2 separate regions of the Homo sapiens genome follow, and region 2 is linked to region 1. A link is an interaction called in ENCODE POLR2A ChIA-PET data of the cell type or tissue named here. Cell type or tissue: CD4-positive, alpha-beta T cell. All regions are shown on one strand. Links, peaks and the distances in the headings refer to the core of each region. The heading gives the core; the rest is flanking DNA.

Evidence for each region. ChIA-PET counts read pairs that join two places held together with the same protein. Peaks named below come from ENCODE experiments on the same cell type or tissue, not always from the same donor. Only the 100,000 strongest peaks of a DNase experiment are listed, where the experiment ranks them.
Region 2: POLR2A ChIA-PET joins it to region 1 with 6 read pairs; 2 of 35 experiments call an interaction of 5 or more read pairs at or near these places.

What each region holds. Positions count from the first base shown.
Region 1 is chr1:83,506,796-83,509,715 of GRCh38, reverse strand. No RefSeq gene overlaps it. Among named protein-coding and RNA genes, the nearest start is that of LINC01712, 62 kb to the right of the region's middle. RefSeq lists an enhancer at 1,054-1,213. In CD4-positive, alpha-beta T cell, for the core only: no CTCF peak of the experiment used is centred there; a DNase peak (open chromatin) is centred at 1,125; H3K27ac peaks cover 997 bases.
Region 2 is chr1:83,691,349-83,694,268 of GRCh38, reverse strand. The region is part of intron 2 of LINC01725 (long intergenic non-protein coding RNA 1725); the gene reads left to right. Among named protein-coding and RNA genes, the nearest start is that of LINC01725, 170 kb to the left of the region's middle. RefSeq lists enhancers at 927-1,462, 1,463-1,997. In CD4-positive, alpha-beta T cell, for the core only: no CTCF peak of the experiment used is centred there; no DNase peak of the experiment used is centred there; H3K4me3 peaks cover 1,293 bases.

The DNA.
Region 1 (2,920 bases), core at 156-2,655:
ATTTAAGATAACTTATTAACTTGTTTTGGCATCTCATGACAGAGTTAATTTGTTTTGGGTTTGTACTTAACTACAACTAATTGCTGAAGCACTGTTGGATTCTTCACTCTGGTTGTGTTTTTAAGAAGTTTTGATACAATTAGCCTTACTAGGCTTGTCAGTGACTCCCTAATTATCACATTATAATATATCACTAGAAACCATCTGAAGTCTTGCAAGGCATTGGTCATGGAAAGCATGAACATAAAATTTATCATCCAAACTTGGACTCTTTTGGGAGTAGAAGAGGGTGCTATTAATAATTACTCCAGTGTAAATAGAAACTGACCCAGCCAAGGTCCCAGACTGTGGAAGGATTAGAAGTGGTGTTTATGCATACCTCAATCTAAACTAGAATGGAGTTAAATTTATCGGTTTGAAAACTTCTGTTAACTATGAAGTTAGAAATCACAACTGTTTGACTTTATTTACTTAATTGTCGTTCGTTAATTTAATAGAACTATTTTAGCTTTTTTCCTCTCAATTCTGTCCTTTTCCTATGGGTGGACTTAAAGTATGCTTTATTTGACCCAGATTCCAGGTTGGCTACCACTTATTCTTCAGAGAGAAATACACTCCAAGCTAGCACCTCTGGTTTCTAGCAAGCTTTGCCAGACATCCCTCTTTCCCTGGCAGTTACCTCATGGGGTGTTTTTCCTCTCCTGTGAAATAGTCTGGCCAGTTGAAGTTACTGGGCAAGCATTTAATTAGCAACCATCAGCTGAATGCTGTGCAAGTAGGCTCCACCCATGGTCTCTAAGCTAAAGATCTGAAGAATTCCAAATCTTTCTACAATTCCCTTTGGGTGCAACAAGGAAGAGCCTTCAGGCTAACAGCCAACTTGTCCTCATCTCAACTCAATGCTCATCAGCCATTTGGGAACAGGCAGTTTTAAAACAAAACAAACAAAAAGCGCAATTCAACCTTTCTTCCAAATAAACTTTGTAAAGTATCAGATAAAAAAGAAATGTGTGTGTGCATGTGTGGGCTTTCTTTTTTTTTTGTCTTGTAACTTTCTTCTCTGGATGCTGCATATGAGCTATTTCCTGCCTTGTGGTCAGAGCCAGACTCCAGACTTGCACGAAATCTCAGAGTTTAAAAAGAGACTTGCTTTTGGGTGGAGTTGAGAGTTCGGGGAAGGGAAGTGAGGAGTAAGAATAGCTTTGAAGTCAGATACCTGTCTTCCTGATTCTGCTTGGTATTTTGCAGCAGTCTTACTAATAGTAATTATCTTCTGAAAACGTGTTTATAAGAGGTAAGCTAGATTTGCAGATAACTTTCGAATTAAAATTCATAAAAATGTTGCACAAAAATGTAATTTGTTCCACACCGTGGAAAGTAATATCCTGATTCCCTTTCTCTTCCTTGGCACTCCGAAGACATCAAGGAAACCACATGACCTCCATAATCTCCTCAAATCCTGTTTCTGAGGCCATGGAGACACATATCACAAAAGATTTAAACATTGAACACTAATGCTTTTACGTTAAAAAACATGGACTTCCTATTGAAGAGTCTGAGTAACAGGCAGATGAGCTCAAATTATTTACTTGTTGTTTGATTTACTTTAAGTGTACCAAATGCTTAAGGGCACCTAAGCTCATGTACAAAGGATAAATGCTGCAGCAAAGCTCAAGTCAGAATTCTATCCATCCTGCATGAAGCTGGGCCTAAGAAATTTAATCTTATCTACATTTCCCAAAAAGTGAACACACTGGAACAAAACCTGAGTTTTTGGGAAGTCATAAAAAAAAAAGAGAGAGAGAGAGACAGAGAGGAGACAGATGCATAAATCATAGTAAAACACTCAGCATGGTAACACTGTCCCTCTGGCTCAATTGCAGGCCATATTCTCCTAAATGCCCAGTTGGCAAGAAGGTTCTTGTTATAGCTGCTAAATCTTCCATGTATGCCTCCCTTGATACAAGCAAGACTAAATGTCCCCAACCCACAACAGGGATGATGCTATTATTTCATCATTGGCAAAGCTACCCCTAAGAGATGTATCTTATAAGATAAACTGAATGAATTTTTCAGATTCTGAAAAGACTATCTTCAATGATCAAAGCAGGCAAAGAATGTTTCATATCTCATCCAAGAAAGCTACTGTCTCAGTAGGTCATTTTGAGGCTCAAATTTAACACATTAATGGGTTCAAAGCATTAGTGGGATGGGATGAGTATAGAGATTCAGTATGCTCATCATCACCACTCCCCATATTTACACTGCCCCTCCACCAACCATATATACATAAAGGGAATCTGCATAGACTTGAAAAATGCCTGGTTGCTTTTGGAACAAATTCTTTTGGAACTAGGCTCTAGCTCAACTAGATTTTAAGCAATCCACATCTCATAGAAAAGAACACATTTCTCTGTTAGAGCACTTGCACTCTCTGAGTGGTGACTATAAATTTAGTAAAGTTTAAAATATATTTTAGTTTCTCAATTTTGGCACTATTCTCCATTTCATTATTACTATTTAGTCATCCAGAGATATAGTCAACTGGTATAAAAATTATTATTCCAGAATGTAGAATAATTAATAGAAAAATACATTTTGAGCTCCAGTTGTTTCTTTTTAAACTTGTATGAAGTTTAACTGCTTATTTATTACATTATTTCTAAAGAAAAGAGCATAAAATTTAGTATTAGAAAAATTAGTTTTCCAGTCTCTTAAGAAGAAGACTATCTGGCTGGACACAGTGGCTCATGCCTGTAATCCCAATACTTTGGGAGGCCGAGGTGGGTGGATCACCTGAGGTCAGGAGTTTGAGACCAGCCTGGCCAACATGGTGAAACCCCGTCTCTACTAAAAATAAAAAATTTGCTAGGCATGGTGGCACACGTCCATAATTCCAGCTACTTGGGAGGCTGAGGCA
Region 2 (2,920 bases), core at 292-2,791, 180 kb before region 1:
CTTATATGTTTGCAGTGTGCCAAATATTATATTTTCACTTTTCAATATTGTACATTTTTTCCTGCTTTGCTCCCATCCTCTGTAGTGCACACAAAGATTTCCTTAGTCACGAAGGATTAAGTAATTCACCTCTGAAAAATCCTTTTAAAGCATTGGTGTCTGTCTTGAAAATTGCTTCCCCTCCCTGTCTAAAAAAAAAAAAAAAAACGGAACAAAGAACCGTGTTAATCTTTTGATAACTGACTCTATTTTTTACCGGAATTTCTTTTGTGATTATTTAATACGTCTCTAGTTAATTTCAAACAGTTTCCGTTTTCAGCACACATCCCTAATCAGAGACAAGTTGTCCAAGCAGCAGGGCTGGGGAGGGCTGTTTTGGCGGAAACAAAACCCTAACACAATAATGAATACAGCCCAAGCACACTGTTCAAAAATGAAATTGGCATTATTTATTTTGACAAAGAGACAAATGTACTGGTAGCTTCATTTACCACACAGAGCTCTTACAGAAAGTCTGTTCGAAAGAGACAGATAACTTCCCACTCTGATGGGCATATCAGTAGGAATTTTATTTGTGTCTTCCTGTAAATGCAGGAGAGCTTAGCTATTGATGAGTTTAATTCTACAGGCACCAGCGGTTTGTATTTAGCCTGAGAAATAGCATTAGCGAGTTCATCTGATGGGCCCGATAGGCTTAGCTGTGCTGCGGACAGGCAGGGTACAATGTGATTACACGCTCATTCTGGAATCTCTTCCCCTCCTCACCCCCCCACCCCCCTTCTTTTCACAAATGCAGAGAAATCAACAGATGTACACTACTTCCTTCATTATTCAGGCTAATACTTGCAACTATTGATTCAGTCAGTGCTGTCGAGGTTGTAAAAATCTGTATTAACACATGGGTTAAACGGAAAAATATTTATTTAATGCTTTTGTTTACTCTTCTGCCTGCTTCTGACACTGGGAAACACACAGGGACAGGAGAGGCCCCAGCCGGGCTCTGTGTGGCTTCTCCTTGGGTTAATCACATTTCACACGTCCCCATTTCTGGCAGATGCAGCACCTGACCTCCCCTTTGTCCGTCTCTGGATGAAAGTGTGAGGCTCCATAATTTCCCTCAGGCACAAAAACAGTTTGCTTTCCTGCTGGAGGTGAAAGTGACTCCCAGAGCAGGCACAGCTGGGGCTTTTATCTACCCTTCAGCCAGTGCCGGGTGGCTGAGCTCTTTCACTTTGCATGAAAATAAAGCTGAGATTGGAGCTGCTGAATTTGGCTCTTCACAAAATGGGGGGCAGGGGTGGGGGTGAAAGGAACCTTGGGGGCTTGGTTCACCAAGTAGGAATTAGGTTGGGTGTCAAGCGGGCTGCTTGGGAAGGAGGTGACAAGTGCTCCCGACAGGGACCACGCTGAGCCGCTAAAGCAATTGAAGCCAATGAGACGTTCTTTGCAGGAGTGAAAGTGTGGGCACAGCTGTGAGAGCTGCAGGAACTGCCTTAAGGGTAGGAGGTGGAAGGGACAGGTCTGTGACAGGAACTTGCAGGAGCTCACTTACCACGGGCACTGCTCACCCCAGACAGCTCCGGTGATTTATCTGAGAGGCATTTCCCTCCCCTTTTCCTTCCCCACTGTTTTAAATGCTCAGTAGCTGGCTGACCCTTGCTCTCCATGGGTCTGCCTGCTGTGAAGTCAGTGGCCGTTCTCTGTGGGACTGAAGTCAGCAGATCCATTAGGTTGACTAATGGTGATGGAAAGATCCGTGGCCATTTGGGTTAGGGTAACATTTATGTTTGGACCCTATGATTACTGGCAGGCTACTGGGTTGTTTGGGAAATGTTCTGGGAGCTGGGGCTGTGGAGAACCTGCCTGAAAGAGTGCAGGGATGAGAGGCAAACCATGACAGGGAATGAGCCCAAGTGGCAGCTCATGTTGGAGATGGTGCCGAGTGGCAGCCGCTTGTAGGCACCTGGCAGCAGAAGGCTATGTCCTAAGGTGTTCTACCGACATCTACCAGAGCAGCTGGCGCCTGGTGGAAGGCAGATGGTGTTGGATCCCCCAAGTGTCGCTGTCTAGCAAGATGCCATGTCCACTGATTAAAAATAATTAAACATTCCTTCCTCCGGTGAAGGAGAATGGCACGCACACCAGGCAGGGAGGTTGACAATGGCATTACACAGCAAGACATGGCAGCAGCAGTGAGTGCCCAGGGTAGCAGGTGCGTCTGGCTTGGAGAAGGAGGGGTGGGAGTGGGGGTCCCAGGTTAGCAATGACAGCAGAAAGAGTTAGTGAGGATGCATATGCATGAGAGATGCATGAATGGGATCATGTTGGATGACTTTCTACTGTTCATCCGCGTTTATGGAGAATGTTTTCCAATTTCTGAATGGAAACAATGAATTTTATATTCATGACCCAATCAATATGCACTGATCACCTAATACATGTTTTTATACTAGGTGCCATGGACAGAATACATTAATAGATGGTGTTGTCTATGTCTTCATTGTACTTACTTTAGTTGAATTTAGTCACTTATTTCTCCATACATATGGTTTTTCTTCTGCAGTTTGATGAAAGGTTTGAACATACCTTCAGTTTAACAGTTTGATGGAAAGAGTTTGATGAAAGAGTTGAACGTACTGATATTCCTCAGTGGTACTGTCATAAATGAGACACTGATGAGTGTCATAAGTGCTCCCCATAAGAGTGTTGGCTGTAAGGTCATGCATGAGACTGTTTTCCAAGTGTGCCCAGGCTCATAAATAGCTGTATCCTGCTGCCTTCCCCACACCGGCTTCTCATCCCCCTACACACCCCTTCCCTTTCATAGACCTGAATGTTATCAGGAACTTGATGAAAAGGCAGCCGCATTCCTCCAACTAACTTGACTAATGATTGGAGGAGAGGAATTAGACACTGAGTA